Regions from separate parts of the Homo sapiens genome. Here region 2 is linked to region 1. Evidence: chromatin loops called from intact Hi-C (ENCODE). Cell type or tissue: Caco-2. All regions are shown on one strand.

Region 1 (5,000 bases):
TAGAGTGCAGTAATGCAATCATAGCTCACGGCATCCTTGAACTCCTGGGCTCAAGTGATCGATCTGATTTTTATTGTTTATTTTCTTCCACTAATGTTGGGTTTGGTTTGCTCTTACTCTTCTAGTTTTTTAAGATGCATCATTGGTTGTTTATTTGAAGTTTTTCTACTTTTCTGATATAGAAATGTATTGCTATAAACTTCCCTCTTAGTACTACAATACTTTTGCATATCCCATAGGTTTTGGTATATTATGTTTCTGTTTTTATTTGTTTCAAGAATTTTTTAAACTTCTTTCTTAATTTCTTCATTGATTCAATGGTCACTCAGGAGCATATTGTTTAATTCCCATGTGTTTGGATAGTTTCCAAAGTTCTTCTTGTCATTAATTCCTAGTTCTATTCCATTGTGATCAGAAAAGATACTCGATATGATTTCAATGTTTTTGAATTTTTATATTATTTAATGTTTTTAAATTTTGTGGCCTAATACATGTTCTATACCTGAGAATGTTCCACGTGTTGAAGAGAATGTGTATTCTTTAGCTGTTGGACGAAATGTCCTGTAAATGTTATCAGCTCCATTTGGTCTGTACTGCAGACTAAGTTCAATGTTTCTTTGTGGATTTTCTGTCTAAAAGACCTGTCCAATGCTGAAAGTGTGATGTGGAGGCCTCCAACTACTATTGTATTGGGTTCTGTCTCTCTCTTTAGCTCTAATAATATTTGCATTATATATCTAGGTACTTCAGTGTCGGATGTAGGTATATTTACAACTGTTATAGTCTCTTGCAGAATCGACCCCTTTATCATAATAGAATGAACTTCTTTGTCACTTTTTACAGTTTTTATCTTAAAATCCATTTTATCTGATATAAGCATAGCTACTCCTGCCTCCTGCTCCTTTTTTTTTTTTTTTAATTGGAAACAGGGTCTCACTCTGTTACCCAGGCTGGAGTGCAATGGTGTGATCATAGCTCACTGTAATCTCAAACTCCTGAACTCAAGTGATCATCTTACCTCAGCCTCCCAAGTAGGTAGGACTACAGGTGCATGCCACCACACTCAGCTAATTTTTAAATTTTTTGTAGAGATGAGGGTCTTGCTATGTTGCCCAACTGGTCTTGAACTCCTGGCCTCCAGCAATTCTCCCACCTCAGCTCCCAAAGTGCTAGGATTACAGGTGTGAGTCACCATGCCTGGCTCTTGCTCTTTTTTTGTTTTCATTTGCATTGAATATCTTTTTCCATTTCTTTATTTTCAGCCTATGTGTGTCTTTATAGGTGACATATGTTTCTTGTAGGCAACATAAACTTAGGTCTTTTTTTTTTTAATCCATTTAGCTACTATGTCTTTCGACTGGAGAATTTGGTCCAATTACATTAAATGTTATTACTCACAGATAAGATTTACTACTGCCATTTTCTTATTTGTTTGCTGGTTATTTTGTTGGTCCTCTCTTTCTTTCTTCCTTCCTTCCCATTTTCCTTTGTGTAAAAGTGATTTTCTCTGTAGTATATTTTAATTTCTTTTGGAAAAATTTTTGGGTATCTGTTGTAGATTTTTGATCTGTGGTTACCATAAAGCTTGCAAATAACATCTTATAATCAATTATTTTAAACTGATGACAACTCTAATTACAAAAAAAAAATCTAAAAATCTCTACCTTTTAACTCCATCCTTTTCATCCTTTTTGACTTTTTGTTTTTTCTATTTGTATATTTTAATACTATGTATCTATCGAAAAGTTGTTGTAGTCATTATTTTTGATAGGTCTTTTAGTCTTCCTACTCACGATATGAGTGGTTTACACACCACAATTACAGTGTTAGAGCACTCTGTATCTGTCTGTGTACTACTACTAGTGAGTTTTACACCTTTAGCTGGTTTCTTATTATTCATTAATGTCCTTTTCTTTCAGATTAAGAAACTCTCTTTAGCATTTCTTGTAGGACAGGTCTGGTGTTGACCAAATTCCCCAGCTTTTGTTTGTCTGGAAAAGTCTTTATTTCTTCTTCATGTTTGAAGGACATTTTTGCTGGATATAATAGTATAGAATGGAAATATTTTTCCTTCAGTATTTTGAATATGTCATTTCACTTTCTCCTGGCCTAAAAACTTTCCACTGAGAAATATGCTGTCAGACATATTGGAGTTCCTATATAAGTTATTTGTTCTTTTTCTCTTGCTGCTTTTTAGAATCCTTTTTTTATCCTTTACCTTTGAGAGTTTACTAAGTGCCTTGAGATAGTCTTATTTGGATTGAATCTTCTTTGTGTTCTATGACCTTCTTGTACCTGGATATTGATATTTCTCTAGGTTTAAAAAGTTTTCTGTTATTATTTGTTTGAATAAACTTTCTACCTCAGTATCTCTCTTTACTTCCACTTTAAGGCCAATAACTCTTAGATTTGCCTTTTTGAGGCTATGTTCTAGATCTTGAAGGTGTGCTTCATTCTTTTTATTTTTTTTCTCCTCTATGTATTTTCATATAACCTGTTTCAAGCTCACCAATTCTTCTTGATCAATTCTGCTGTTGAGAGACTCATGCATTTTTCAGTTTGTCAATTGAATTTTTCAGCTCCTGAATTTCTGCTTGATTTTTAAAATTATTTCATTCTCTTTGTTAAATTTGTCCAATGGAATTCTGAATTCCTTGTGTGTATAAGTTATCTTGAAGTTCACCGAGCTTCGTCAAGACAGCTATTTTGAATTCTGTTTGAAAGATCATATACCTCCATCATTCCAATTTTGGTGACTGGTGTCTTATTTAGTTCATTTGGTGAAGTCATGTTTTCCTGGATGTTCTTAATGCTTGTAAATGTTCATTAATGTCTGGCCATTGAAGAGTTAGGTATTTATTCCAATCTTAGCAGCCTGGGCTTGTCTGTGCCTGTTCTTGGGAAGGCTGTACTGAAAAGGAATTTAGTATTGTGATCTAAGCCTGTGGTCACTGAAGCCATATCAGCACTAGGAGGCGCCTTAAGCCCAGTAACGCTGCAACTGCTGCAGACTCCTAGAAGCACTGCCTTGATGGGCTTGGGTAAAATAAAGTATAATCCCTAGTTTACCAGGCAAAGACTCTTGCTTTCTTTCCTCTTTTTCCCCCATCAGGAGTCTCTCTTTGCGCTGCGCCACCTGGATTTGGGGAGAGGTGACACACGCATTCCCATGGCCACCACAGTTGGCACTGTATTGGGTCACATCTGAAGCCAGTACAGTGCTGGGTCTCACCCAAGGCCCTTAGGACTACTGCCTGGCAACTGCTGATGTTTGTTTATTCAAGGTCCTAGGGCTCTTTAGTCAGCAGGTGGTGGATTCTGCCAGGTTCTTCCTTTTCTGGCCCAGGCTGGGTCTGGAAATACCATCATGTGATGGTAGCTAAGGCTTCAAACTAGGGGCCTCAGGAATCTGCATGACGCTTCATTTTACTGTGGCTGAGCTGGCACCCAAGTTGCAAGACAAAGTCCTCTATGTTCTTTCCTCTCCTTTCTCCAAGTAGAGGAATCTCTCCCCAAGCTGCACTATCTGGATTAAGGGGAGGGATAAGTCAGGCACTACCTTGGCCACCACAACTGGTGTCTCACTGGGTCACATGCATCCCAAGTCTACTGGCTCTGAGCCTAGCCCAGCACTGTGGTTTGCCCAAGGGCTACAGTCCTTGTGACCTGACTGCCTCCCAAATTTATTCTGGGCCTCAGCCACCGGTGGTGGAGCTGGACGGGAACTCAGGATACTACCGCTGGGGCAGAGGATTCCCCTTTGGTCTAGATAATCTCTCTGTGGGTGCCAGCAGAATTCTTCTCTGTGTTGTTTTCCACTGTGACAGGCAGCAAAGTCCCACACTCACTTTGCTCTCCCTCCCACAAGAGCACATGTTCTCTCTCCACGCTCAGTGTAGTACTGCCAAGGGATCGAGGAGGGTGGTATAGGCAATGCGAGGCTGTCTTTCCTATCCTCTTCAATTCCTCTTTCCTTGATATAATGTTAAACAGGTACTGCCTTATGAATGTGCTTTCTTACATGAATAATTGTTCATTTGCTGGAGGGTTCTATCTGACCACCTTGCTCTGCCTCCTCCCCCCATATTCACCTTTATAAATAATTGACTTTTTAACAAACTTTTGGAACAAGTATTTTGGTAAGGAAAGCATCTTTAATAAATTGATAGTGTAATACATTCAGTGTCACCATGGAACTTCCTGGAGTATATTAGTGATTAAAAACACAGCTGAATTATAACCAGATATAGTGATTGAATGAAATCAAAATGATAATGGTTTTATATTTCCATATATCAAGTGAAAAAGATGAATGTCCAGTCATACCTTCATTAATTGTTAAAATATTTGGAGTAATGTATATTTAGAAAAACAAATGAAGAGAAAGCTAGGTAATTCCCACTAGGTTATTTAGGCAGATACATTATTCTTCAAAAATATAGCAAGTAAATTGAAAGCATTTCTTGCTTGGTTATCTATATATATGCGTAGTGCTTCTGCCAGACCATTTAGCTGGCAAAGTCTTGTTCAGCACAAACACAAATCATTCATGCTAAAAACAAGCCAATTTGTTTGTGTGCAGAAACCACTATCTCCCATGCTGATCTGGAAACAGAAAATGGCTTCAAAATTCTATCAGCAAGAACAATCTAGTGTGTAATAACAAATATTCAGTACATAGCAGAAGATACAGTTAATTGCTATCACATTTTTGTTTGTGTTGGTTGGTTGGTTGGCTGGTTGGTTGGTTGGTTTTAGAGACAGGGTCTCACTCTGTCATCCAGGCTAGAGAACAATGGCATGATCATAGCTTACTGTAGCCTTGAACTCCTGGGCTCAAGCAATCCTCCCATCTCAGCCTCCCAAGTAGCTGGGACTATAGGTGCATGCCACTACAACCAGCTCATTTTTAAATTTATTTTTGTAGAGTCGGGGTCTTGCTATGTTGCTCAGGCTGGTCTCAAACTCCTGGCTTCAAGCAGTCTTCCCACCTCGGCCTC
Region 2 (5,000 bases), 100 kb after region 1:
CAGGATTTGATGTAATTGGAAACTTCATTCTGGGGTTGGCTGATGGCTGAACTTGTAGGAGATCAAGGGACTATTTGGCAAGATGTCCTTAAGGAGTGGAGGGTTGACAGAGATTGGGGTGCTTAGCTGCCTGGAAGGAGAACGAGGTGTAACAAGACGGTCAGGTCCGCGAAGATCAGCTGTAAAAGAAAAAAAACAATGTGTATACAGAAGCAAGGGAGTAAGAAAAGTGAAGGAGAAATGTCAGAGATGTCAGAGAGGAGATAAACAGAGAAGTGAGAACATCAAAAAGAGGAATGGATGCCTTTGGCAAGAGGAGCTGATAAAGGGAACTATTCTGAGAAACATTTGAGATTTTTCTGACAAGAAAATGGAAGCTATTCCTGGCTTAGGGAATTGTTTGTTTTCAAACTTGCATAACTGCTCTCTCTTCAATCATATTTGAATTCTCATTACTGCCTGTTTAATTGGCAAAAGTCACTGTAAGTTTGTATCAATTGCATTGTTTCTTAGTGGGGTTAATAATACCCACAGACAATGAGATACACGGTTAGGAGAACATGGGTTTTAGACTCAGAGGCGTGTGGGTTCGCGTCTCAGTTCGGCAGCTCCAGCAGAACTTCCATGTCCTCTCTGTAAATGAGGACGATGCTGGAGCAGTGTTAGGGTGAGGATTGGCAATAAGAACTGCAAAATCCGGCAGATGGCAAGAGCTCAGTTCATATCATCGGTTATTATTTTTTATTGGTATGATTTCACCCGAAGACAGGGTGTTTGGCCAGATTATATCTGGAGACCTCTTTCGGCTTTATAAGATTTCCCAATGATTTGGATGTGATGTAGGAATGTTGAGGCTTTTCTGACCATAGATTTTAGACTGGAAGATGTCTTCAAGATAACCTCATCTGTATCCATGTTTTTTTCAATTTGTACATAACGAACCACCCCAAATTTTATTTTTATTTTTTATTTATTTATTTATTTATTTTTTGAGACGAAGTCTCACTCTGTTGCCCAGGCTGGAGTGCAGTGGCATAATCTTGGCTCACTGCAACCTCTGCCTCCCAGGTTCAAGCAATTCTCCTGCCTCAGCCTCCCGAGTAGCTGGGATTACAAGCATGCACCACCACGCCCAGCTAATTTTTATATTTTTAGTAGAGACAGCATTTCTCCATGTTAGCTAGGCTGGTCTCGAACTCCTGGCCTCAAATGATCCGTCTGCCTCGGTCTCCCAAAGTGATGGGATTTCAGATGTGAGCCACTGCTCCCAGTCTCACCCCAAAATTTAAAGGCTTAAAACTACTTCTGTTTATTAGCTTACCATTCCGTGGGCTAGCCATTTGGTCTGGGCTCAGCTGGGTGGGTTGCCGGGGATCACTCATTGGGCACCACTATGACAGCTTGGCTGGGTCTGGATGGTCTAAGATGCCTTCACCCACATGTTGGGTAGTTGGCAATGGCTCTCTGCCAGGCCTCTTTCTGTGTATGGTCTCATCCTCAAGGAGACTAACCCAAGCTTCCTTATACAGAAGTCTCAAGATCCCAAGAGGAAGAGAGCAGAAGCTATAAGATCCATTGAGGCCTGGACTCAGAAGTCTCAGTTTCACTTCCACCATATTCTATTGGTCTTAGCAAGTGCAAGTCTGGCCCAGATTCCAGGAGGAGGTGAAAGGAGGTGCCTCTTAACAGTAGTTGTCCTGGCTCAGTCTTACTTCAAAGGCCAGAACTATTTCTGTTTTGCTTCCTTGGTAATAGTAAACACAATGCCATCACTGACTACCCGAACCTTGAATTTTCCAGCTGTTGACTGTACCTGTTCATCCACTTTCCTTACAACCACTAGGAAAGAGGTAAAAGAGACCCCACCTCCTAAGAGTGGCAAAAAGTCACATTGCCAAGGAGTGTACCTCCAGGAATGATGGGAATTGTGGAGGAATTCTTTGCAAACAATCTACACATCATTTATTCCTCTTTGACAAGTGGGGAAAGAAAAACCAAGAAAGTTAAATATTTGGCCAAGATCACCCAGCTAGAACCTGACACTACTCCTGGGCTCTGTCTCCTACCTGATAGTAACTCAAGAATGGGCCAGGGAGGGTATCATTAACAAGGAGCAGATAAGTGGGGCCAAAGGATTACTTACACACAATGACCGGGAGATAAATGGACAGCTATCATTTACTGAGCACGTTCTAAATGGTTAGTACATAATTAATTTGTCCTGGAGAAAAGATGGGCACAAAGCCTTGCTCAGAATAAAGTCAAACAAAAGTGACAAGCAAAGGTCAGCAAGGACTAAGTTGGGAAAGACAAAGAAGAGGAGGGGGAGGTGGGTGTCATAACTCAAGGCTGGAAATAAAGGAAAAATAAGTTTAACTCAGGAATCGGAACATAAGAGGAGTGGTGTGTTCCAGAGGTGCTAGGATGAAATCCAAGGCAGCATTTCACAGACGGATTCATGTGAATGAAGAAAGGACATTTTGACTTGGAACAGAGGGCTGGGCCTCTGGCCTAGCAAGAAAAGACCTGATTTAGTTTAATCAAGTTGATCAGCCTCAGGGTAAAACAAATTAGAAGTGTAGACAACAGTCCCTTGTGATATGTTGAGTCAAGCTGGACTAATTAAGCAAGCAAGCTGTGTATTAGTAATTTCCCTGTATGTATGTCATTCTCAACCCTGAGGTTCTCATTGGCATAAAGTGGATGGTACATCCCAGTTGGTGCTGAACATATAACAAGCCCACATGGAAGAGGAAGAGCGTTGTGCAGGCTGGTTATGAAGTTGGTTGAATTCTGTTTACAAACAAATGTTATCTTTGTCAAACTGAGGCTAGTGGAAATAGAAAGTACTGTCCTCAAGTTTTGTCACCACACTTCCACTTTATGTTTAGAATTTTTTCTTACTTGCTAATGTTGAGTGTATTTGATAGTTTTTTTAAGTAAATGAATGAATCTAGACCACTGATTTTATAATTGTTTTGCTCCTTTTAGTACCAGAAGCTCAGTTAACCATTGTCAATGTACAAACTATACTTCATAGGGCTCTTGGGTGTGTAGGGTTAAGAAGATGAATTACACGTACCCAGAGAGTTTGAATTTAGACTTTTATGTCATCGTTTCCCTTCCTGGGTCACCCTTACATCAAAGGTCAAAACTATTTCTGTGTTGCTTCCTTGGTAATAGTAAACATAATGCCATTATCGACTACCTGAACCTTGAATATTCTGGCTGATGACTGTACCTGTTCATCACTTTCCTGACAGCCATCTCCAGAGTTATCCTTAAAATATTTCTGCTTTAAAAATATTTGAATTTCTTCAAAATCTTGCCCCCTTCATGTATCTGCATGACACTACTGTCTGAATTTCATTTCTCACTATCTTCAGGAAACAAATACTAACATAAACATATCCATGGATTATTTATGTTTTACTTCCAACAGCCTTAGCCAGAGTCAGGTTTGTACAGCTCAGCATTCAAAATTTAATCAAAATGAAAGTCAATCTCATCACAATAAGATAACAAAAAAAAGAAAAAAAAGTCAAAAACTTTCTTATTTAAAACACATAAGAAAAATGAGCTGGTTTTTAAATTAAACATTTCTTATTCCAGTAAAGAACTCTGAGACACTGATTTTTTTTTTTTTTTTTTTTTTTTTTTAAAGATGAAGTGTCACTCTGTCGCCCAGGCTGGAGTGCAGTGGTGCAATCTCGGCTCACTGCAACCTCCGCCTCCTGGGTTTAAGTGATTCTTCTGCCTCAGCCTCCTCAGTAGCTGGGATTACAGGCACCCGCCACCAAGCCCAGCTAATTTTGTATTTTTAGTAGAGATGGTGTTTCGCCATGTTGGCCAGGCTGGTCTTGAACTACTGACCTCAGGTGATCCACCTGCCTTGGCCTCCCAAAGTGCTGGGATTACAGGCATGAGCTACTGCGCCCAGCCAAGACACTGATTTAAAAATTGACGAAACGCTCAATTGCCAAGTCACAAAGTATAATTACTAAACAAACATAAGGGAAGGGTTCAAACCTTCCTCTTATCAAAGAAATGTAACATATTTTATTAAACAAAGAAAGATTCTTAAAAATAATTACTAACAATTATAAATAGTAACACCAAAATATTAGAAAAATAAAAATACTTGAAATAATAATACCTTGTCTTCCAAGGATGCCTAGTGGCAGACTTGTACATTGCTGGCATAAGTGATATTGGTACAGTTATTTTGGTAGTATGTATAAAGAATGACAAAAAGGGCTGTGCTCCGTGGTTCATGCCTGTAATCCCAGCACTTTGGGAGGCCAAGGTGGGAGGATCACTTGAGGCCAAGAGTGAGAGACCAGCCTGGGCAACAGAGTGAGACCTCTCTACTTTTGTAGAGATCTCCATCTCTACAAAAAATAAAAATATTAGCTGGGCATAGTAGCGTGCAACTGTAGTCCTAGCTACTCAGGAGGCTGAGGCAGGAGGATCATTTGAACCCAGGAGTTTGAGGCTGCAGTGAGCTATGATAGCACCACTGCACTCCAGCCTGGAAAACAGAGTGAGACCCTGTCTCTAGAAAAAATAAAATTTAACTTTAAAAAAAATCACAAAAATGTTTTGACTCTTTGACCCAATCATTCTACTTTAGTGTCTGGCAGAGGCACTGTAAAAATAGAAAATGCATGGCCAGGCGCAGTGGCTCACACCTATAATCCCAGCATTTTGGGAGGCCGAGGGAGGTGGATCACGAGGTCAGGAGTTCAAGACTAGCCTGGCCAATATGGTGAAACCCCGTCTCTACTAAAAATACAAAAATTAGCTGGGCGTGGTGGCACGTGCCTGTAGTCCCAGCTACTCAGGAGGCTGAGGCAGGAGAATCACTTGAACCTGGGAGACGGAGGTTGCAGTGAGCCGAGATTGTGCCACTGTACTCCAGCCTGGGTGACAGAAAAAAAAAAAAATAATAGAAAATGCACAATGATATTTATTACAGCAGTATTTATAAAGTATTTTTA

Evidence for each region. A loop is a pair of places that touch in the nucleus more often than their neighbours do. Peaks named below come from ENCODE experiments on the same cell type or tissue, not always from the same donor. Only the 100,000 strongest peaks of a DNase experiment are listed, where the experiment ranks them.
Region 2: a loop joins it to region 1, with 3.0 times the contacts of the local background. A loop is called at or near these places in 2 of 110 quality-filtered maps.

The regions. Positions count from the first base shown.
Region 1 is chr11:108,646,451-108,651,450 of GRCh38, reverse strand. No RefSeq gene overlaps it. Among named protein-coding and RNA genes, the nearest start is that of DDX10, 16 kb to the left of the region's middle. RefSeq lists enhancers at 3,222-3,271, 3,302-3,351. In Caco-2, a CTCF peak has its summit at 2,983 (motif pointing right); a DNase peak (open chromatin) is centred at 2,980.
Region 2 is chr11:108,546,770-108,551,769 of GRCh38, reverse strand. All of the region lies in intron 1 of EXPH5 (exophilin 5), which reads left to right. Among named protein-coding and RNA genes, the nearest start is that of EXPH5, 44 kb to the left of the region's middle. In Caco-2, no CTCF peak of the experiment used is centred here; a DNase peak (open chromatin) is centred at 2,079.